Regions from separate parts of the Homo sapiens genome. Here all the other regions are linked to region 1. A link is a loop called in an ENCODE intact Hi-C map of the cell type or tissue named here. Cell type or tissue: B cell. All regions are shown on one strand. Region 1 has its middle 16 kb from the start of PSMA1. Region 2 overlaps INSC (INSC spindle orientation adaptor protein). Region 3 has its middle 35 kb from the start of CALCA.

What was found. Peaks named below come from ENCODE experiments on the same cell type or tissue, not always from the same donor. Only the 100,000 strongest peaks of a DNase experiment are listed, where the experiment ranks them.
Region 2: it touches region 1 in a loop (18-fold over the local background); 7 of 110 quality-filtered maps call a loop at or near these places.
Region 3: it touches region 1 in a loop (6-fold over the local background); 9 of 110 quality-filtered maps call a loop at or near these places.

What each region holds. Positions count from the first base shown.
Region 1 is chr11:14,532,288-14,540,287 of GRCh38, reverse strand. It overlaps a transcript of PSMA1 not described here. Among named protein-coding and RNA genes, the nearest start is that of PSMA1, 16 kb to the right of the region's middle. In B cell, CTCF peaks have their summits at 2,879 and 3,087; a DNase peak (open chromatin) is centred at 2,887; H3K4me3 peaks cover 355 bases; H3K27ac peaks cover 379 bases.
Region 2 is chr11:15,203,904-15,211,903 of GRCh38, reverse strand. The region is part of intron 7 of INSC (INSC spindle orientation adaptor protein); the gene reads right to left. Among named protein-coding and RNA genes, the nearest start is that of INSC, 93 kb to the right of the region's middle. RefSeq lists a silencer at 3,094-3,143. In B cell, CTCF peaks have their summits at 2,891 and 3,091 (motif pointing right); a DNase peak (open chromatin) is centred at 3,103; H3K27me3 peaks cover 1,665 bases.
Region 3 is chr11:15,002,993-15,010,992 of GRCh38, reverse strand. No RefSeq gene overlaps it. Among named protein-coding and RNA genes, the nearest start is that of CALCA, 35 kb to the right of the region's middle. RefSeq lists a silencer at 4,636-4,930. In B cell, CTCF peaks have their summits at 4,450 and 4,651 (motif pointing right); a DNase peak (open chromatin) is centred at 4,682.

The DNA of each region.
Region 1 (8,000 bases):
AACGTAGCTGGATGGAGAGTTCCAGTTTTCATCATCTTAGTTGCAAAAAGACAAGGTCACCCACAGAAGGCAACTTTGTGCATTTGTGGGCCAGGCAAATGCAGAGAGCAAGTAGGGAAGCTGAAAACAAGGGAGTGAAGATCTGAACAGAGCTGGGTGGGTAGAGAGGGTCAAGGGAAACATTTCAGTTCTGAAGCCACAAATGGAAACCCTGTGCCAGAGTGCCCCTTTTATGTTAGTGGTGGAGAGAGGTTCCTGCTGCTTAGAGTAGTCACGCAGCACTACAGGCTAAATGCTGCAAATCTATAGTGATATCAGGTCTATTTTTATTCTCTCATTTATATGTTTCCTTTTTATCTTAGCCATATAGGATTTTTTTATCCTTTATCTTCCTCCTGTGGGTCCTGTTGTTGTTTTTTTTTTCTTTGTTTGTTTGTTTGAGACGGAGTCTCGCTCTGTCACCCAGGCTGGAGTGCAGTGGCGCAATCTCGGCTCACTGCAAGCTCCACCTCCCAGGTTCACGCCATTCTCCTGCCTCAGCCTCCTGAGTAGCTGGGACTATAGGCGCCTGCCACCACGCCCGGCTAATTCTGTTTTTGTATTTTTAGTAGAGACGGGGTTTCACCATGTTAGCCAGGATGGTCTCCATCTCCTGACTTCGTGATCCGCCCGTCTCGCCCTCCCAAAGTGCTGGGATTACAGGCGTGAGCCACCGCACCCGGCCCGTGGGTCCTGTTCTTAAGCTCCACTCTTTATAACTCTAGTTTGTTTTGGTTTTTAAAATTATTTTTTTCTTCCTTTTTTTCCTTTAAGAGCTTTCTAAAAGCTGGCACTTTGGTAGATTTCTTTTTTTTCTTTGTTCACGTAGTCTGATCTGGAAGCCAGGACTTTATGTTGGCCTGGATTTGTCAGGTCTCTAATCAACTCTGTGTAAAGTGGAATAGCTTGGCAACAGGCATAATAATAATAATTAAAAATAACAGTGACTGCAGAACTAAGACATGAGATTCAAAAATAAGGGGGAAAGTGACACAGAGTCATAGGCTTTCATCTGAAAATATCTCATTCCGGCCAACTGAGAAGCACCCTTGCAAATCAGTTAGAATATCTCTCTGTGTAGAAAAGGAAAGCCAGAGAGAAATGTTGCCTTCAAGTGTAGTTTGCCTGTGTATTACCTTCTGTTGAAATTCCCACAGACAAATAAGCCTTTGAGAACCCATAAGAAAACAATGGCTGCCACTAGTAAGATTTCCAAAGGTACTTTTAAAACATGGAGTAGATTTGTTTTTCTGTCCCAACGACTTCAGAGAAGTTCCCACTTAAATCCATGCATGGTCATTTTATATCTGCCATTACATATTCTTGTTTGCTAAATGTAAGTCTTGTCAATGAGTTATTTTAAAAAGTACTTTTTGAAATTACGCACACCCCAAACAACAGAACTGCTGTGTGTATACAAATGCTCTGGAAAGGCAGAAGTCAGGTACTGGGTGTAGGCACAGGACAGACCGCATGGTCTGCCTTGGCAGCCCTGTCCTCACCTGCAAGCTGCCCACACACACTCCCTTCCAAACGGTGCTCCCTCTGATGCCACTTGGCTGACTGAGCTACTGTGGGAGGAAGCCTGTGAAGGGGTTGGTGGTAGTGATGTGAATAAATATTTTATAAACTAAACTTCAAGTATAAAACTTGATTTACCCTTTCAACCAAATTCACATGGGAAGTCCCACTTCTTCTTAAAAATCTTGGACATTCAAGAGTTAAGGGATATGGAAGCTGGCGTAGCATGGGGCTGTCATCCAAGACCAGCTGAAAAGGCAGCAGGAAGGGTTTGGTTCTGGCTAGGCTACAGACAGGCCATCTGGATGCAGGGAAGGCCTAGAATGCCAGAAGCAGCTTTTCTTTTTGATTTTAGACTTCATCGAGTCCAGCCTGGGAAAAGTCTTTAGTTTAAGACCCAAACCGAGAGTCTTCTTTAAACAGGGATTCAATATTTGAATTTTATATAAAACAAACATCCACTACACGTATTCTTTTTGGCAAAGAAGGTTGGAGACAGCAATGTACACACAATTAAACATACTTAGAAAAAAATGTAGACCAGATTCACTAGACTTATAAATACATAGGAACTATGTGTAGTTTTTAAGTAATTTTGCTAGGAATAAATATTGAAAGATTGCCTGAAAAAAAATTTTTTTATATTATACCCCCTCAGTTACTTTTATGAATAATTATTTCGTTGTTTTTCCCATAGTTCACATTAAAAAGCAATTTTAGGCCAGGCGCGGTGGCTCACACTTGTAATCCCAGCACTTTGGGAGTCCGAGGCAGGCGGATCACTTGAGGCCAGGAGTTCGAGACCAGCCTGGCCAACATGGCAAAACCCCATCTCTACTAAAAATACAAAAGTTAGCCAGGTGTGGCAGTGCACATCTGTAATTTCAGCTACTGGGGAGGCTGAGGCATGAGAATCACTTGAACCTGGGAGATGGAAGTTGCAGGGAGCTGAGATCATGGCACTGCACTCCAGCCTGGGTGACAAAGTGATACTCTGTCTAAAAAAAAAAAAAAAAGGGTAATTTTACCACATTAAAATTGCCTTTAGGTCTTTAAAATAATTTTCCTTCTCTATTTTTATTTTATATTTAATAATGTTATATTTATAATTAATCACATTAGGCATGATGTTAGCATGGGCCAGGAAATTTTTCTTTAGTGAAACTGAAAAAAAAAAAAAACCCTGCAGGGAAGTTATAGCAACTTCCTACTCTGTATCATTCATGAACATACACTCAGTTTGGAAACCACCCTCTTTAAAAGATATGATCTATTCTTCCTTAGTTATTGCAGTATGCGTTTGATTTGTATGTGTTATTCTTAACAATTAAAGGAAAAGGTGAATGTAAATTCACTTGGACAAAACAGGAATAAAAGAATATTATCCTTAAGGGAAGTCTTACCTTAAAGAAGAGAAAATGCACGTATTTTTCTGGGCGAGGGTGGTGGGGTCAGGGAGGAAGAATTGTTTTTTCTAAATAAGGCATTAATCGCCACCTAGCAGTAGAGGAAGGAACTGCGCACTTAGTTTGCCACTGAAATTCTAGAAAACATTAGTTTTAAAGGACATATTACTTTTATTGTAAACAATATCTTAGGAATTATTGGTCTATTGGCAGACTAAGGATTGAATTTTTTCTCTCTTGTCTTGAGGAAAGATAAAGAAATAAAACAAATGAAAATATTTGGCCTATTTGTAAGCATACTCCTTCCATCATAAAATGTCTGTTCTCTTGTTGCCGTTGCCACTCCAGCAACAAGCTAAAGGAAAAGAAATTCTGAAGCCATCATGACACGAAAAAATGTTGCCTTTGGCAGGGCGCGGTGGCTCACGCCTGTAATCCCAGCACTTCGGGAGGCCGAGGCGGGCGGATCACGAGGTCAGGAGATTGAGACCATCCTGGCTAACACAGTGAAACCCCATCTCTACTAAAAATAGAAAAACAAAATTAGCCTGGCGTGGTGGCGGGCGCCTGTAGTCCCAGCTACTCGGGAGGCTGAGGCAGGAGAATGGCATGAACTCAGGAGGCGGAGCTTGCGATAAGCCGAGATCGTGCCACTGCACTCCAGCCTGGGCGACAGAGCGAGACTCCGTCTCAAAAATAAAAATAAAAAAAAATTTTTTTAAATGCTGCCTTTGTCCTATTAGAGGAAGAAATATCTGAGTTTTTTTGTTTGTTTTTCTGTTTGTTTGTTTTTTGGAGTCGGAGTCTCGCTCTTTCGCCCAGGCTGGAGTGCAGTGGCAAGATCTCTGCTCACTGCAACCTCCACCTCCCGGGTTCAAGCGATTCTCTTGCCTCAGCCTCCTGAGTAGTTGGGATTACAGGCGCTCACCACCAAGCCCGGCTAATGTTTGTATTTTTAGTAAAGACGGGGTTTCGCCATGTTGGTCAGGCTGGTTTCGAATTCTTGACCGCAGGTGATCCGCCCCCCTCGGCCTCCCAAAGTGCTGGGATTACAGGCGTGAGCCACCTCGCGCGGCCTAAGAGAGGTTTATTTTGAAAATGAGAAGACATTGGCCGGGATTAGTAATAACAGTTATTATTGTTAGTAATAATGCTTAGTATATAGTAAGGTGATCAACAAATATTTTTTGAAGGAATGAGAAATGTCTGGCTCCAAAACCTGTGCTTTTCACTATTACCTTCTATGCATATATATTGGTGGCTGAAAGTGCTTGGCTGGACACTTCAGAGTGGCTCTTATATAAAAGCCCTACTTGTGGACCAACAAAAGAGATATTTGGTTTCTTGGGGTTTTAATGGCTTTCAACTCCTCGAAGCATGATTTGGGGATTTGGATCAGGATACACCCTGATTCTTAACCAGTATTTGCAAAATTGATCAATAGAGGTATCTTGCAGGAAGAATGGAACAGAAAAACAACACTAATTCTCCAATTTAAAGACCATTATTAGTTATTTCAGGATTTTTTAGAATAAAAAAAATCCAAATAAAAGCCAAACTGAAATTTTCCCATGAATGGCCGGGTGGGGTGGCTCATGCCTGTAATCCCAGCACTTTGGGAGGCCGAGGTGGGCGCATCACCTGAGATCGGGAGTTCGAGACCAGCCTGACCAAAATGGAGAAACCCCCGTCTCTACTAAAAATACAAAAATTAGCCGGGTGTGGTGGCGCATGCTTGTAATCCCAGCTACTCGGGAAGCTGAGGCAGGAGAACCTCTTGAACCCTGGAGGCGGAGGTTGCAGTGAGCCGAGATCGTGCCATTGCACTCTAGCCTAGGCAACAAGAGCAAAACTCCGTCTCAAAAAAAAAAAAAAAAGAAAGAAAGAAAAAGAAATTTTCCCATGAACATGTAAGATTCATTGTTACTCAACTATCTAGATGACAGTCTGTAATAATTGCTTAATTTCTGGAAAAAAATATTTCTAAACAACTCAAGTGTGCCATGGCTTTTGTACAGGCCTCTCTTTTAGTCACACACTGAGGGAGGAAAATTATATTATACAGTTTAGATATAACTCTAAATTGTTATTCTTCCCAATTATGTCTATTAATTCCAGATTGCTCTATTCCAAGTGTTAGCTGTTGCCAGAAAAAAAAAAAACCTTAGCTTCTGAATAACCAGTTAAAAATAAAAAGCTTCTAAAATACCAGGGGTTTTTTTGTTTGTTTTTTGTTTTTGTTTTTCCTGAGATGGAGTCTCGTTCTGTCGCCCAAGCTGGATTGCAGTGGTGCAATCTCGGCCCACTGCAACCTCTGCCTCCTGGGTTCAAGCAATTCTCCTGCCTCAGCCTCCCGAGTAGCTGGGATTACAGGCGTCTGCCACCATGCCCGCTAATTTTGTATTTTTAGTAGAGACGGGGTTTTGCCATGTTGGCCAGGCTGGTCTTGAATTCCTGATCTCAGGAGATCTGCCTGCCTCCCAAAGTGCTGGGATTACAGGCGTGAGCCACCGCACCTGGCCTCCTATAAGCAGGTTTGTTTGTTTTTTTAATTTTTTTAAATATGCATATGTACACACGATGTATATACATGTTACACATATTGGAAAATATATTCTCAGGATATTCTCCCTTCTCCAGATGGATAGTATTGAAAGGGAAAAAACACAGTAATTAAAAAAAAAATGGTCAGCACAGTGGCTCACTCCTGTAGACCCAGCTACTCTAGAGGCTGAGGCAGGAGAGTTGCTTGAGCCCAGGAGTGAACTTTGATCACACCACTGCACTCCAGCCTGGGCAACAGAGCAAAAGCCTGTCCTAAAAATAAACAAATAAATTAAAATTAAAATTTTAAAAAGGTGGGAGTGGGTGCAGATAAGGCTAGTTTAAAGCAAGCTGTTTAAAGGCTATCAAATATTAGTCAAATAAATTATGAAACATTTATATGATGTAATACCTTATAGCTATACAGACATTTAAAGCATGTGACATGAAGAAATGTTCGTGGTTTAATGTTTACATAGAAAAGCAGGTTTAAAAAGAATCATATATAATTTGATACAAATTTTTTGTGGCAGTTTATTTTGAGATATTAATTTTTATTTTATTTTATTTATGTATGTATGTATGTATGTATTTTTGAGGCAGAGTTTTGCTCTTGTTGCCCAGTCTGGAGTGCAGTGGCACAATTTCGGCTCACTGCAACCTCCACCTCCTGGGTTCAAGTGATTCTCCTGCCTCAGCTTCCCAAGTAGCTGGGGTTACAGACATGCACCTCCATGCCCGGCTAATTTTGTATTTTTAGTAGAGATGGGGATTTCACTATTTTGGTCAGGCTGGTCTCAAACTCCTGACCTCAGGTGATCCACCCTCCTCAGCCTCCCAAAGTGCTGGGATTACAGGCATGAGCCACTGCGCCCAGCCTTGAGATATTAATTTTATGTGTTCTCCTATCCTACTACCCCTTTCTCCCATTCAAGCAAGTATCTAGACTTCAGATTTTTGTAAGGCAAAAAGCAAACACTGCTCAGAAATACCATAGGCTCTGTCTTGTGAAATGAGAAGAGGGAGGTGAAAGAGGGATTCCTCAAAAGTTAGAAGTCTGGGCCAAGCTCAGTGGCTCATGCCTGTAATCCCAGCACTTTGGGAGGCTGAGCTGGGTAGATGGCTCGAGCCCAGGAGTTCAAGACCTGCCTGGGCAACATAGTGAGACCCCGTTTCTATTAAAAAAAAAAAAGAAAAGAAAAGAAAAAAGAAAAAAACTTAGAAGTCTGAAGCCTATAGTTTGAGTGAATAGCTAAGATTCCCATCTTGTTCTGTAACAAAGCCCAGATAGTGGCAAAACCTCAAAGAGGAAAGCCACATGGGGTACCTTAGGAAGCTGTACTTGGGTGCAGGGGCTGCCACATTCACTTACTTGATTCCAGATTCTTGAGTACCAACAGTGGTAAAGAAATATGAGAGTCACCAGTCTGAAGTGAAGATGGCACAAAAGGGAATCCCAGCACCAAATCAATGTGGAGAGATGACCAAGTAATTTGAGATAATTCCAGGTACTTCTATAATAATTCAAGCCCTAGAAACTTTGTACAACCCTGGATGGAGAGGAAATGCTCAATGATAACTAAGGTAGAATTTCTCACCAGCATGGCAGGATGGGAGCTCAGGCTTAGATTCAAGTGGACCTAAAGAAATGCAGTATTTATTTCTATGAAATAAGAATCATATACACAATATGCATATGTACACACGATGTATATACATGTTACACATATTGGAAAATATATTCTCAGGATATTCTCCCTTCTCTAGATGGATAGTATTGAAGGGGAAAAAACACAGTAAGTTTCACTACCTAGTACAATATAGTAATTTATCATATTGTCTTTTTTTAGCAGCTATTTTTAGATTTTTTTTAAATTTTTTTTTTTGAGACAGAGTCTTGCTCTGTCACCCAGGCTGGAGTACAGTGGCAGATGTCGGCTCACCTGCAACCTCCACCTCCTTGGTTCAAGCAATTCTTATGCCTCAGCCTCCCAAGAAGCTGGGGTTTCGCCATGTTGGTCAAGGTGGTCTCCAACTCCTGACCTCAAGTGGTCTGCCCGCCTTGGCCTCCCAGAGTGCTGGGATTACAGGCATGAGCCACCTAGCCTGGCCAATCATATTGTCTTTATTGAAAAAAAATCTTCAATGTATATCCCCCTTTTTTTTTTTTTTTGAGACGGAGTCTCGCTCTGTCACCCAGGCTGGAGTGCAGTGGCACAATCTCGGCTCACTGCAACCTCTGCCTCCCAGGTTCAAGCAATTCTTCTGCCTCAGCCTCCCGAGTAGCTGGGACTACAGGCATGTGCCACTACGCCGGGCTAAGTTTTGTATTTTTAGTAGAGGTGGGGTTTCACCATTTTGGCCAGGCTGATCTCGAACTCCTGATCTCAGGAGATCTGCCCGCCTTGGCCTCCCAAAGTGCTGGGATTACAGGCGTGAGCCACCGCACCTGGCCTCCCTTTTTTAATTAGAAAAAATGTATATTATAAA
Region 2 (8,000 bases), 670 kb before region 1:
TATTGGCACAAGATGAACAAAAAGGCTAATGGAACAGAAAAAAAAAATCCAGAAACAGACTCATGCATGTATCACTATTTAAAAAAAAAAGAAAAAGGTATCACTTCAATTCAGTGCTGAAAGTACAGTCTTTTCAATAAACAGTGCTGGCTCAATTGGGTATCCATATGGGAAAAAAATTGACCTTGAACACCATTTTAAAATTAGGTTGAAATATATCATAAGCCAAAATTTTAAAGGCAAAACAATAAAGCTCCTAGAAGAAAATTAGGAGAATATTTTCATAATTTTGGAAAAATCAATGATTTCTTAAATGGACGCAAGCAGCACCGACTACAAAAGAAAAGGTCAATAAATTGAATTTTAACAAAATTAAGCATTTCTATTTATCAAAAGACACCATTAAGAGAATAAAAAAACCTACCACAGGCTGATAATATGTATCTTAAGAGAATTTATATGTAGAACGTGTTTTTCAAAGTTTATACATCAATAAGAAAAGACAAACAACCCAGTGTTTTAAAAATGGGCAAAAGACTCAGCCCTACATTTCACAAAAGATGATAACCAAATGGCCAGTAAGGATGTGAACAAGTGTTCAAAACCATTACTCATCAGGAAAATAAAAATTGAAACCATAATAAGAGAGGACGGTACACTCAAGTTGGTCACAAGCAGAGCACTGTATGTCCAGCTATTACAAATCTCCAAATAACTTGGTTTGTATTTTTGAAGTAGCCCAAAGAGAGAACGAAACACTCCTTTGGAAATTGATTGTCCATTAGCTGGGCTTGTGTCTTTCCAGCTCTTCTCCCTTTCTCTTCCTCCAGTAAGTCTCTTCCCCTTTTCTTATCCTCCTTCCTTCTCCCTGTCTCTCTTTATCTCTGTGGGTGACCAGAGGACCCACCACTTGCCGGCAGCAGGTTGTGGGTGATGGTTCTAGTTCTGGGCTTTGAGGGCTGGCCTACTGTCCATGCTGCACTGTCAGTGCCAGACTGTTCCCAGAAGTGGATCCTGCCTACCAAATTCTACCCTAAACCTTCACAGTGTATCATCCTTTCAATCCTCCCTCCACCCCACCAGCCCAAGCAACCTCCTTTACCCTGCTCCCCTCCAAACTAGCACTTGCCCCACTCCAGAAGCACTCAGGGGTGGCTGAGAGTGCCACCTCTGTACCTTGTCCCATGTCCTAGGCAATCTTTGCTTCCCTGTGAGCACGGCCTCCCTTCTCCCCAGCAACAGCACTGTGTTTTCATCAGACTTCTCATTTATTTTCTGCTCTCACCAGATTCTTTGGGACCAGCTAGGAGATACACAACAACTTTACCCTGCTAAGCCTGCTGCATCCCACTCCACCACACACACACACACACACACACACACACACACACACACACAAACTCTCAAATGCAGAGCTCCATCTAAGAATTCACAGGCACCCAGCTCTCTTCTAACAACTCCTGGAAGAACACCACCCACTCAACACAACCCAAACCCACAGAACAGGCATGTCTGTAGCCCACAGAACAGGCTAGAATTCCTAGCCCTGCCAGCTAAACATCTAACTTTTGTTCATCACATTACATCTCACAAAATTACTTCATATGCCACAGGATACCAGCAGAACTAGGAATCCCATCAAATGAGAAAATTGAGGCTCATAGGGATTAGAAAACTTCCCTGTGGTCACTTAGCAAATCAGTGGCAAATGAAGAACTTGTCCCAGGATCTCTTCACTAACATCAAGCCTGCTGAACTTTACCCAGGAAACATAGCCAGCCTCAAAGGGCTTCTACTCATCTGACTTATCTCAGGCTGACTTGCAGAGCTCATCTTGGCCCACCAACCTCCCTAAGTCTCTTTGAGACCTAAGAACTTGGGCTTAGGGCCATTAGAATTAGGAGACGGGCAAAGCCGGTGCAAATTGCCAGGGCTAAGTGGTGCAAACAGGGGCTCAGGGCAAATTCCATTCTGTCCTTATTGAGGGACCCTATGATGTTTATACTCCCCCAACTCCCACCCCTCATCAGGGTCTGAAACTGATCACAGCATCCTGCCATGCTGTTTCAAGTGAAGTCAGACATTCTGCATTCTGGTCTCAGCCCTGTGGTTGATCTCGGGAATGTGGGTGTGCACATCATTTCACCTCTCTGGGCCTCTATTTTCTCATCTGCAATGAGGAAGAACGAACCAGAAATCTTCAATTGGTATTTATTTGGTTTCATAGCAAACATTATTCACCTGTGTGTGCAAACCACTTCCCTGATGGACTAAAGAAGTGGGTGAGATAGTGTCTCTTGGTGGGGAAGCCAAGGCAGAGGTTTGAGGTCAGGCAGTGTGGGATACGCTTCCAGAGCAGTACCACATACTGTGTGAGCACCAAGGAGGGAGGATCACAGTCGGGAAGGAGGTCCAGAGGAGGCCTTAGAGCGAGATGTCAACAGTGGAGGTGAAACTCTCATTGGGACACCCAGCACAGGCAGAGGCTCCAAGGCAAGGAGGCCCCAAAGACCTTTGGTGGAGAAATTTGGTGGGAAGGGGAAAATAACTCACATCTATGGAGCATTGACTTGTATCATCTTCACAACCTGCAAGGCAGGGATTGACACTTCACTTTCACCTGTGATGAAATGGGGCTCAGAGGGGTGCAAGGTCACACACACAGTGAATAAGTGGTAGAGCTGGGCACCAAACCCAGGCTTGTTTACCAAAGGGGCAATGTGCTGGAGGCAGCTTGCTCAGAGGGCACCTTCAGTGCCAGGCTGAGGGGTTTGGATTTTGTCCAGTGGGAACTAGGAGGCCTAGGAAGATTTCCACTCCAAGAACACACAGGACAGACTCTCTGGGGAAATCTGGAAGTTAGATACATGTTGGAATGAAAGATTTGCCTACATCATCGGAGGCTGGCTCAGTAGGAAAAAGCCCTCACTGCCCTGAATTTGTAAACCTCCCCTACTCCCCCACTCACTCCGCCCCACACACTGGCCCTGACTGTTGGTCCTGGAGCCCAGAGACCACCAGCCTCAACAGCCCCAGGAGAAGCCTACCCCAGGCAGCCTGATGGAGCGGCCACTGGTGTTCTTATCCACCAGGGGTCGCTGTTGCACAGCACATGGGGTCCCACCGAGCCTCTGCGGATGGAGCCTGCTCCTGCAAACCCACTGCTGCACTTAGGCACCTGGACTGCCTGGCAGCCCCATCCCTTCTCCAAACTCAGGTTGGACCTGGCGGGAAAGGCGCAGTCCCCGAGCCTTCCTTCAGTCTGGAAAGTACTGGCCCATAATCTCAGCCTAGGTCTTTGTTAGAAGGGGAGAGGGCAGGTGGGGCAGTGTGGCTAATTTAGTTCCTGCCTCTTTGCATCCTGGCCTCCTTAAGTGCCCCCACCCCAGCCATCAAGACAGACAGACAGGAGCCTTGGTATGTCGAAAGTGAACAAGCCACAGTCCCTCTGAGAAGGCTCAATCATGGGCCCTGCCCCCTTGCAAGGCTGGGAAGAGTGACAATGACAGTGCCAGCCTCAGTTCCTTTCTGCCTGTCAGCCAGAGTCACAGCACAGCTAACCTGGGACCCTGGGCCTCTCTGCAAAGCCTTAGCCCATTCCCATGGGAGTTGAAGGCTAGTGTTTGGGGGTGTGAGGAGTGGAGGAAGCTGATAATCCTAGATGGGTTGAGTGCCAAAGAGAGGTGAAGAGGCATCTGCGACCTTCATTCAGAGGCATTCTCTCTCCCTCTCTCTAAAAGCTATTCCTAGGTAAGAAGGGATTGCAAGACAAATTAAGCAAAGATTTTTTTGCCTTGCATTCACAGCCCCTCTGTCTCTATCCAGCCTGGCTTATATATTAGAACCAACTCTAGCAAGAAAGTAGTAGCTTTGCTTTGGGATCTGCACACTATGACACCATTCACCTAATGGGACCAGGGGGCACACTTAGGATTAGGAGCAAAAACGCAGGGTTCTCAGTCCAGCCTCTGTCCCTCCCAGTATCTCTATCCTTTCCAGCCTCAACTTGCTCTTCTGTAAATAAGATGGAGGTGACCATCTCTCCCTGCCTTCCTTACAAAATGACCGTGAAAAGCAAATGGGCATAATGGTGAGAAAAACTGATTAAAGTGAGGTTTTTTTGCTTGTTTGAATTTTTTATTTATTTTTTGCAAAAATTAACTATTTATGACCATCTGCAATTATACAGGGAGCAGACAGTGGAGACAGACCCCTGTAAAACAGCAGCTGGGGCCACAGAGCCTCCCCACCATTCCCGCTTGCAGCCCACTCCCTCCTGCCCAGGGCCTCTGGGATTTCAAGAGCTCAATATAGGCCTCCCTGTCTTCATCTCTCTTCCAGCCCAGCACCTCAGCTGTCAGGGCCTATTGATTCCAAGAAGCTGCCCCAGGAAATGAGGGTGGGGCGTGAAGGAGCTGCATGGAGACAGGCAGCAGTTTTCCAGCTCTTGCCCTTGGTGATTTTCTTCTTGGACTTGAAATTGAGCCGTCCTCCCCGCTCTCCCCTCATCTTTAATTTCTGTATTGATTTTCATTAAACTACCCCCTTGGCTCCAGCACAGAGTGAACTAACTCGTTATTTGAAAAAATAAAATAAAAGGGAGGAGTGAGAATAAAAGGATGCTTTTTGAAAGTGAGGCCGTCTCTGGTCTTTCAGTTCTGGAAAAGACAATGACCAGAACTGTCCTGAAGGTTGTCTGAGCCTTGGGCTTTGAGTGCCCCCCACTCCTTTTGGCCACAGACCTGTAGCTTCCTATCCCTAACATCTCCAGCCCCTCATCTGGACCATAGTCCGCAGTCCAGCTCTAGTCTCCAGCCCCCTCCAACCCCATCCTGGCCTGGCCCCATCCAACCACAATCAATCCCTGAACCAGCAGTGCCCTGACCTTCCCCTTCACCACTCAGAGTACCTGGCACCCTGCCATGGTCATTGCAAAATCCCCAATAACCAGGTCCTTTGGGGGCAATGTGAAGTTTTCCCCAGACCAGCCTGGAAAAGTAGAGACAAATGGGCATGGGAGGAGGAAAAGGAAACAGACACAGGCAGAGTGCTTTCTCCACGCAGGCACCATTGCTGCAAGACCCACCCATATTGCTTCATTGCATCACCATAGCAGCCCTATAAAGAAGGTGGGAGTCCCATTTTACAGAAGATGAAGCTGGGATTCAGACAGGAGAAGTGACTTGCTCCCTCACCTCTCTTCATTCTTCCCCAAACCCTGCAGTCCTCCCCCTTGGTAATGCCAGTTCACCTTGCCAGCTCCAGTCCTCCAGGAAGGCCACCCTCAGCAGTCCACCCTGACCAGGCTGGGTTCATCTGCTCTCGCTGGACTGTGTGGCTCTGGGGCCCTTACTCCCTCCTTGGCCCTCATTTTCTCCCTCTAGTCTTCTCCCAAGTGAGGTCCAGAGAACACTGCCTTCTCCTTGGGGCTCCCCCAATTCACTGAACACAAAGACCCTGGAAGACTTGGAGACTTGGAGCCCCATTGGGTGGCTCCCTGCTGGGGTGGCTCCCTGCTGTGGTGTCCCCTCTGCCCCTGCCCTTGTTAAGACTGCTTTCCTCTGGTCTGCCTGGGAGCTCCTCCCTGGCCCTTCTGGGCCCAGCTTCATTGCCTCTTTGGTGCTGCCTACACCGGCAACCCCACCAGAGGTGGGGCCTCCTGCTTATAGCCTCTGATGGCCATGGGACAGCCCTTACCACTGTCTGTCCTGCTGGGCCTCTCCCCCTTCAGCCATCCTGGGAAGCAGGGAGCCTGTCTCTTCTCCAGAACCCAGCATAGGGGTAGGGAATGAGGAGTGATGTCAGATGAAGACACAGGGAAGGAAGGACAGATGTCCTGAAGCTTAGGATGCAGGGAGGCTGCAGCCCAGATGAACCAGACCTCCACGTGACAGCTCTGAAAAGAAAGAATGAGGCCTCAAAACGCCTGTCAGACACTTGTGGAGAGGCCTTTGCTGTGTGTTGGCATCTTGCCTCCATCCCTGCTTGTTGGGTGTCTGTGTCCGTCCCTTGCCCAGGCCAACACAGAGAACCTGGCTCCCAGTCCTCTGCAGTCCCTGCCTCAGAAGGACCAGCTATCCCCAGGTAGCAGAGGAAAGAGCAGGAGTTTAGAACCAGCCAGACTTAGGTTTGCATCCAAGCTCTACATTCATGACTGAGGAAACACTGTCTCGGAGTCTCAGTTTCCTCGTCTGTTAAAGGGAAAGACTGTGAGGACTCATCCCCCCTGGACCACCCAACTTCTCCATGTGTGCACTTCACTGCAACTTTGACCAGGCCAGCCCCTCTCCCACATGCCAGCCCTCCCTTCCCCACCAGACCCTAACCTTCCATTCATTTTCAAAGTCCAAGTGATTAGCATTATACCTGCCACAATCACAGTAGCCACCATTTATTCGCTGTCTACTCTGTGCCAAGCATCATATTACTATACATGAGGTAGATTTTATAGGCTCATTTTACTGATCAAGGAACTGTGCTAAGCAAATCCCCCAGGATAACATATCCAAGCTCACAGTGAGAAAAATCTGTTCAAACCCAGGATTGCCTGATTCTCCAAGTTCTCAGTCTCTCCACTGTAATAGGCTGCTTCAGTGATAAAAGAAGGAATTCATAGAGTGAATTAGTGGTGGACTTCGTGAGAGAACAAATGAGTGAGTAAGTTTACTTATTTTTTATTTTATTTTACTTTTAAGAAACAGGGTCTAGCTATGTTGCCTAGGCGAGCCTGGAACCCCTGGCTTCATGCATTGCTCCTGCCTCACCCTCTTAAAGCACTGGAATTTGAGTGAGTTTAAAAGTAAGTGAATGACTGACTGGCAAACAGAAGGAATGAAGAAGCAGAGACGAAGTGACTTCCCGTGAGTGAATGAATGAGACCATGACTGAATCTATGACCACAAAAGTCCCCCAAACCCAGCAAGGCTCAGGCATGACACAGCAGCAATTGGGATGGATGCAGTGACCTGTCTAGACCCACAACTCCGCTGGGGGCTGTGCAGGATTTAATGAACCTCTTCACGGTTGAAGGAAAGGAGGGGGAAGCTGCACAACAGAGACGAATTTCACCAAATCCAGCACGTTTCCCACTGCCAATTAATTAAGCGAACCTCAGTGAGAAGGCCAGGCCAGTAAATCAGGCGGAGAAGGCTGGAACTTTGATGTGATCTAATTTGGCCACGAACCATGCCCGGTGAGTGGGTGGCTGGCAAGAGCCCCAGGGAACCACACTTCCCCACTCCACCTTCACTCACCTGTCACTCTGTGGTTTCTACAATCCGGCCTGTGCCTGGTCTTCACCATCTTCCATCCTCAACACTGACAATGGCCAACCTCACCAGAGCCTCTGTGGGCAGTGCTGAGCAGCCCAGCTCACAGAGGGTGGCAGGCATGGACAGAACCCAGGGAGGGGGTGTGGGTGGAGGGTGGGAGAGATTAAGGACCTCATGGGTGTCTCTAGAACTTCTCCCAACTTTGGAAGCAATATGATATGGAGGAAAGGAGCATGGAAACTGGCCTCACAATATCAGATTTTGAGTCCTGGGTCTGCACAATTGTTAACAGCCCAGGCTGGCTCTGGCCCAGCAGAGCTGGAATTACATTACTGCCTGGGCTACTTTTTAGCTATGCGCCCTTGAGCAAGTGGCTTCGCGTCTCTGAGTCTCCCTTTCTTCTGTAAGCAGTGGAGATATAACAGGATGGCAAGGAATAAATGACTTGATGAAAGGAGGGGCTTAGCAAAGTGCTTGCCCAAAGCAAGTATTCGATATATGTTAGTTATTGTTCCTCTCACCGTGGTCATGACATCTTCCTTACCTGCTAGAACCGGGCTCGGCAAGAATTTTCTATAGATGGCCAGAGAGTAAATATTTTTGGCTTTGAAGGCTATATGGTCTCTGTTGCAACTATTCAGTTCTGCTATTTTGGTATGAAAGCACATAGAGAACACCCAAACAAACAAGTGTAGCTGTGTTCTAATAAAACTATGGCTGAACTTCGAA
Region 3 (8,000 bases), 470 kb before region 1:
TCATTTTATCCATGAACATGAGCTGGTGGATCTCAGATTCTCAATAAATGATACATACATAAGCTAGACAGTCAAATTTACTAATTTAGGCTATCAGTCATACTCTATACCCAAATTCACTGATCAGATCTTCCATGAAAACATGTTAATATACAATGGAATGTATACCTCCACAATGAATAGTATACTGTGTCTGCTTCCTGGCAGCTAGTTAATCAACAAGCAATTTAAGAATTTTTAATAATTACTTGGCAAGCACAGAAATGTATAAACCACAGAGAGATTTCATTCAAGCCATAATAAAACCTGATTTTTAAAAAAATCTCTGTCCTACAGCAGAGATATAAGTAACAATTTGGTTTCTCTTCATTTTCTAGACAACACTGTATAAATGCTGCCAAAATATTCCTCTTTGACACCATGTTTACCATATTTCATGCCAACACTCCATTCTTTTGACATATCTTTCTTTTAAGTATATTAATACTGTAGAGTCCCTTTTTATCTGCTTATAACCTAGAAGATTTTCTGTATTTTAACATGACTATGCATAGATAGTATTGATTTTATCAGTAATATTGGAAGAAGGCACTGCTCTTGTGAACACTTATGTATTATTCTTTGTAATACAGGCAATAAAAATGTGTCCCACAACAGATAGCACTGGGATAGTGCACAATTCACTGGTTTTAACTAATTCTTTTTAAGATGTATCTTGACTAATGGGTCTCTGTAGTCTTGCCCTCACCTTTTAGCCCTGTGCAAAGAAAGGGGCAAAGAACAGAGCTTGATTGTTTTCTTTTCTCACTTCTGATACCATATGCCCTAGGACTGCAGGGTCTCCCAAGATTATTAACAACCACACAATTCTGAGGACAGGTTACTGGAGCTTTTGAAATCTTCTGCTTTGTGGACAGTTCTTGTAAAGCTACCATGGAAACAGACATCTCATTATTTTTGAACAGGCCTGTTTCATATTAAATTAACTGCCATAAGAAAAGAAGAAACTCTTTTTGTGTGAACATAGAAAAATAATGTAGTTTTGGTCAAGTTATATTTTATCCACTACCATAGGTCAAAATAAAAGTCCTAAAACTTTTGAGTCATCCTGGATCATATGGCTTACAGAGTACTATTTATATCCTAACAACTTGTTTATCAACTTTGCATATGAAAAGCCCAGTCTGCCCACTCCCCAAAAGCCAACAGAATCATAGATTTGCCATCTGACATTCTGATAAAAGCATAAAGTAAATATGCTGAGTATTGCAAGGAGCACAAAGTGGTGACTCCCAGTCTTTCCGAATGTTTTTGTTCTGGATTTTTCCTCCAGCTTTTAGAACGATATCTAGAACCTGATAGATCTTCTACATATTGAATGATGAATGCATGAGTGGATGAAAATTTCAAAGGTCACTTACATAATAGTGGTAGCAATATTACTTATTAATCCAAAATTATTACTAAAGCACATGTGGATTCCTAAACCTTTTTAAGTAACTCCTTGGATTCCTTGTGGTCTGCAGTCCCAATATTGGAAACCACTTGTACAAAAGGTGCCCTTATTTTCATGTAATCTAAGACTGGATGTTATCCAATTCTGTCTAAATATCTGGTCTCATTTAGATTTAGCCATTTTCAAACTATTCAAATAGATCATGTATTTCTATAATGTTTTTCCACTGGTCCCAGGAAGAATTTTCTGAATTATCTAAAGATGAGATGTGTCAAGTGGTAGTTAATTCCTTAGCGAACCCATAGTTGCCACAAGGTCAGAGACAATATCTCTCCTCATTGCCAAAACACATTCTAGTACAGTAGTTAGCACACAGTGGGTACTCAATAGCTCTTAGCGGAATTATTTTTAAATCACTGGATTTATCAAGAATAAGTCAGCTATCTACTAGGCAGTAAATAGAAGAGATTTAGGCATTGAAAGCATGTTGGACTTCAGATAATTTTCAAGTTCCTTTAAATCAGTATAAAACAAATCTAATAGCCACATAGCAGGCTATCATTCAAATGGAGTCTCTTTTCTAAGTTAAATTCCTAATTCTTTCAAACTCCTTTTTTATATGATGTAACTTTGAATCTCTTCACCATCAAATTTGACATCCAGAATCACTATATTGCAACAGTTTAAAATAAAATATGGGTATCACTCATCTTGTCTTAACTACTTACAGTATTGTAAACTAAGATTACATTAGTTCCTTTGACAACAATATGTATTCTCAACTTTGGTTGCAAGTGATAGAAAGCCAACTCAAATGAGCTTAGGCAAAAAAAAAAAAGTCACTGAAAATATAGGAGATTTTGAAGGATAAAGAGTAAAGAAAAGAATTTTGGAAGAAGTTTGTACAGAGGACAATAACTGAGATTTTAACCCATTTATGCTGGAAGTTGCCATATTTTGGTGAAAAATCAGACCTTGGTGATGAACTTGAGCAGCAGGATATAAATGACTCCCACTAGCTTAGCGTTCCAATAATGGATCACTAGGCATAAATGGCTACATCTTATTTTACTGCACAGAATGGGCAAACTGACCTGACAGTTACTTGACTAGAACTTGAAAGGCATAAATCCTTCCAGGACACTCATGCTGGGAAATATAGGACTGACAGGTGCCGTATCTCACATGTCATTAACAAACTCTCTCTCCTTAGTTCTGAGTGACAAATCTTGGGAACAGAGGTTGGCTGGCCAGTCTTTTTCACGCCACCGGGGCAAGTTCGCTGCAGGTCATTTAGATCAGACATGATCAATGGAGACCTAACCCTGTGTGTTATTGTTGTTCTCAGAGAGGAGAAGGGATAGTCAAACAGTTGTCCCAATTAGTATCCACTACACTGTCATTTTGCCAACATATCTCAAAACCAAGAATCACTAAAACCACCAAATATTTTTCACAAATGTATCTACTGAGCCATGTCTCCCCCAGGCTTTCCATATATATGTATAGTTAGCTTTTGGGTACATATTGCAAGATGCTACACTTATTTGTCTTATGTTTAATTTGTTAGTGACAACTAATCTCTCAAGCTTCTATTCAAATGCACTTTTCCCAAGGCCTGATCAAGAAACCCCAGTTCCCAATGTGCTGACAAGAGGAAATACATTACATTAAAATAACAACAAATTGTCAAGCTAATGAATATATAGAGAAAAGCATTTTGTAAAAGATTCTATGTAAAATACATAATTATGAGGTCATACATTGTCAGTAATATTTTGCATGCTGTGTTTTATGATAGAATGAATTGACTCCGTAGAAAGAGGTAATTTAACTTAATAAGCATCAAAAATATGTCTCAGCCAGCAAGACAATTCAAGTCAATGACATAAGAAAAAGAAAGAGACACTTTTAATATTTTTCTAGCACTTAGAATGTTATATATGAGATAGATTTTGAAGGAAGTGTGTGCAGAGGATACTGACTGAGGCTTTTAAGAGAATGGTTACAGCAATAAACAAAAGATAATTTTTTTTTTTTTGAGACAGAGTCTTGCTCTGCCACCCAGGCTGGAGTGCAGTGGTGCGATTTTGGCTCACTGCAACCTCTGCCAACCAGATTCAAGCAATTCTCCTGCCTCAGCCTCCCGAGTAGCTGGGATTACAGGCGTGTGCCACCATGCCTGGCTTCATTTTGTCTTTTTAGTAGAAGGAGTGTTTCACCATGTTGGCCAGGCTGGTCTCGAACTCCTGACCTCATAATCTGCCCACCTCAGCCTCCCAAAGTGGATTTTAATTGATGAGAATTTCTTGGGCATGATGCCTGCCAGTTGCCTCTTTTACACATATGGACATGACCAGAATAAGTAAGCCAAATGTTTGTGAATCTTTATTGGTTTTCTTGTGCTACTACCCAGCTTTCATGCAGGATAAATGCCATGGATTGTTTATGACAAAACTTGCCTTCCAAATAGTTTTCGTGAGTATTTTGGATTTCCAGAAATAACGCAAGCCTGAAACTTTAGTAACTCTCATTATTCCTTACTGAAGTTGAGGAAGATAGAGCCCACCTAGAAAAGTGTAGGATAGAGAATACAAATAAGCTAAAAATATGACACTGCTTTAAGCCAAAATTCTTTGTAAAATTGTTCAATATTATTTAGTAGGGATACAATAAAACTAATTTTCCATAAATAAAAAATAGTATGCCTTTTTATGCTATAAAAGCTATGTTTAATGTAGCATTTTTGTTTATTTAAAGTTAAAATATTTGAAATTGTGGTTTTTTTCTGAAATTACTTCTTGAGAGGTATTTTTAAGAAATGAAAAATTCAACAACAAAGTGAATCACTCATTCCTAGTAAAAAGCACAATACCAGGCATTTTAATGGTTTGGGAATTTTAGTTGACTATGACAACAGACTTAAGGCATGTCAGCTGCTTAGCTTGGGGTTAGTGGTACACCCCGTACAAACTTTGTCCAAAGGTGAGAATGTTCTATTTCTGTGCTATCCAGTACAGTAACCGCTAGCCACATGTGGCTGTTGAGCTCTGGAAGTGTGGCTAATACAACTTAGCTGAGAAACAGAAATTTTAATTTAAAACATAGGAAATTAAAATTTTAAATAGCCACGTGTAGTGGTTAGTGAGGAGCACAGCTCTAGCAATTGACGCCAGCAAGGAGGGTCTTTTTGTTTTAATTTCCACTAGAGGGCACTATCTCCTTCAGCAGAAGTAAGAACCATGTGCATTTCACCATTTTCCATCTAGTAGTGGAAAACAGAACTGGTGGCATATTTCCAATAGCCTAGAGATGTCTTAGCCTCTTTATAGGTTGGTGCTCCAAGCCGCCATTCACTTAGTCTGTCCCTTCAGTTATGACTTTCTCTAGCCTCATGTCACGTATTCAGAGCACTGTTTTCAGCAAGATGTCACTAAGAACATAGAACTGAGGTATGCCTAAAAAGCAGAAATTCATAAGCTAATATTCAATGGAAAACGTTTAAAAGTAAGTGAAGAAAAATGTATTCTGCACAAATAAATTCACTTTCCCTTAAACAAAATTTAAGATTATATTTTCATTTATGTTTTTTCTTTCAGTCTTTTAATGTCATGAATTTCCAAAAAGATTTCTCAAGCTTATTTTACTATGGAACCTTTATTCATGGAGCACTAATTAACTCTGCCTGAACAAAACACAAAGCAGAGTTTTGAAAGCACTGGAAAGATTTTTCCAGAATGAAAATGATTTATTAATTAGTACCCTTCAGACAGGCCCCTTCAACACTTATTTGTCCACATTTTTGTTCTTGCATTCATCCCACAAGTTTTCACTTGGTTCATAAACATTGTCCCCTAAAATATTTTTCCTTTAAGTTTTTAAATATTTATTGATACATTGAATTCAGTAAACACCTACTACATGCCCAACACTATTGCAGGTGGTGAATATAGTATGGTAAACAAAACTCATGATTTCTACCTTACTACATTCTAGTGGGGAACAGACAAATAAAAAATAAAATATATGAAATGCCAGATGTTGTGTATAATGGAAAAATTAAGCAGGAAATGGGGATGAACTTGCAATTTGAATGTAGTGGGTCAGAGAAAATCTCATTGGAAAACCTTTGTTTTAGTTTGTTCATGGGATTAAATTATATGATTGAAATGGCTTTGACACACTGCACCAGACACATAGGAAATGTTTTGTATGTGGAGAAGTGGGAAATTGTTTGGTTTCCTGTTCTGGTCCTGCCCCAATTAAGTAGTACCCAGATATGTCTCTTCATTTCTCTGGAATTTTTGGCCTGTCCCTACACCTTACCCAGGGCTGCTAACCCAAGGTATGGCTTCTATAACCTCTCTCATTGGAGCTGGGGCAGGCCTCACACCATCTTTCTTAGAAAGGTCAGTTCAACTTGGAGTCTTCACTTGAAAATAAACTTAACATTCATTGAGACCTTTTTTATTGCTAGGATGTTTGCATTTATTATTTCATTTAACTCTCACAGTACTCTGTAAATTTGATATAATTATGTCTACTTTTTCAGATTACAAAAGTTAAACTAACTGAGATTATTACAAGTCTGCATAGCTTAGTACAGTGATCTTCAAACAATTTTGCTCACTAACTTTTTTTAGGTGACACCTAAATGTTTCTCATAAATTTAAATAGTTATAAAATAGAAAATATAAACTTTCCAATATATTATAACTATTGACATTTTAAGCTATTGCATTGCTCTTTTTCTCTTTTTCCAGATGGAGTCTGCACTTTAGTCTGTTGCCCAGGCTGGAGTGCAGTGGCATGATCTAAGCTCACTGCAATCTCTGCTTCCCAGGTTCAAGTGGTTCTCCTGCCTCAGCCTCCCAAGTAGCTGGGATTACAGGAGCATGCCACCACATCCAGTTAATTTTTGTATTTCTAGTAGAGATGAGGTTTCACCATGTTGGCCAAGCTGGTCTTGAGCTCCTGACCTCAAGTGATCTGCTTGCCTTGGCCTCTCAATGTCTTGCTCTTTTAAATACAGCCTTTGGAATCTAAATACCATAGCAACTTGATAATGATATCATCCATTTCAGAAATAAAGGAGCAGGCTTTTCTTTAACTGTCAAAAATTTTACATACTTCTATTTCCCTTGAATTTCATCATAATGCATTACATTTTATTGTTGAGAGTTTTTTACTCATTCATTTTATTCTTCTTGAAAAAATAGATGAATATATATTTTCATTTCTCATATCTATAATACTTTATAAAATTTTCTTCTAAAATGAATTATCATTACAAATATTTATAATAGAATTGATTAAACATAAACATATTACATTTATATTAATTATATAGACAGTCAATTTTTACTAGAAATGCATCTCTTAACAAGATGGATATTTTTTAATCAGTTCCATCATCCATGGACAATTCTTACATACTACTAAAATAAAAAAAATGCTCAGCAGCAATTCTCACACTATCTGGTAGTTGTTGTTTTAATGGATGTAAGAGTTAAGAAACTTCATTCACATAAAAAATGAGAATGGGAATGGAAGAAGTTTTGTCATTGCAATATCACAATTCTTTGAACTACTTCTGAGTTAAATGCCAGAAAGCACCTGCTAATCTAGCTTTAAAAATAATTTTTAACGATGTACAAGATATCTTGATTTGAATCTTTTTCAGTTTTGTTGAAAACAAACAGTTAGAAACCATTTGACTTGCCAAAAATTTTAACAAAATCTTTAGGATTTACTTTCTAAATACCAGCAACAAAAGTTTCAAATAAACCATTTTGGCATCCCAGAGGCTTTTATACTCTAAAAGGAATGCACCATTGTTAAACAAAATATATTATTTGCTTCCAAAATGATTCTACTTTGGAATAGAATATGCTGGGCTCTTTTATAGTGAGTTAATTGGGACAAATGGTATTTTGAAACACCCACGTTGGATTTAACCACTTTTCTGCCCAACTAAATTTTGTGGTGTTTTTTTCTAATTCCTTTCAGTTGGCTCTAGATATATCACAAAAATATAATAATGTTTTGGTTTCAAGCATGTAAATTCCTCACATGTTTTGTCTGGCCACAGTTAAGTTGTGCCAATGACAGTGCACAAAATAAAAAGTAGTTATATAGCTATCTATATATGAGAGAGAGAGAGAGAATAAAAAGTCTGAAAAGATGAAGTCAGAAATTTTCAGAATGTGCATGGGGTAGATTTGGGGCATAGAGTAAAATATCATTTTCAGACAGGACCAAAAAGAGCATCAGATTTTTGTTTTATCCATACATTTTTGTCCTTTTAATCATCTTTTTTTGTGATGTTCTGAGAACACTCTTAAGTGGTATTGATCATTTAGCACTGGGTAAGGACTTTAATAGAAAGGATCAAACAAACTAGCTGTGAAAATCAATATCTTCCAATGACATTTAGACATTTATTCATGCCCCAAGCAAGCTATATTATCTGTGCTGTTTATAAACTAGTTATTTTTCTTTAAAATTCTCTGAAAGTTTCACAGTAATTTTTTTTATTCACCAG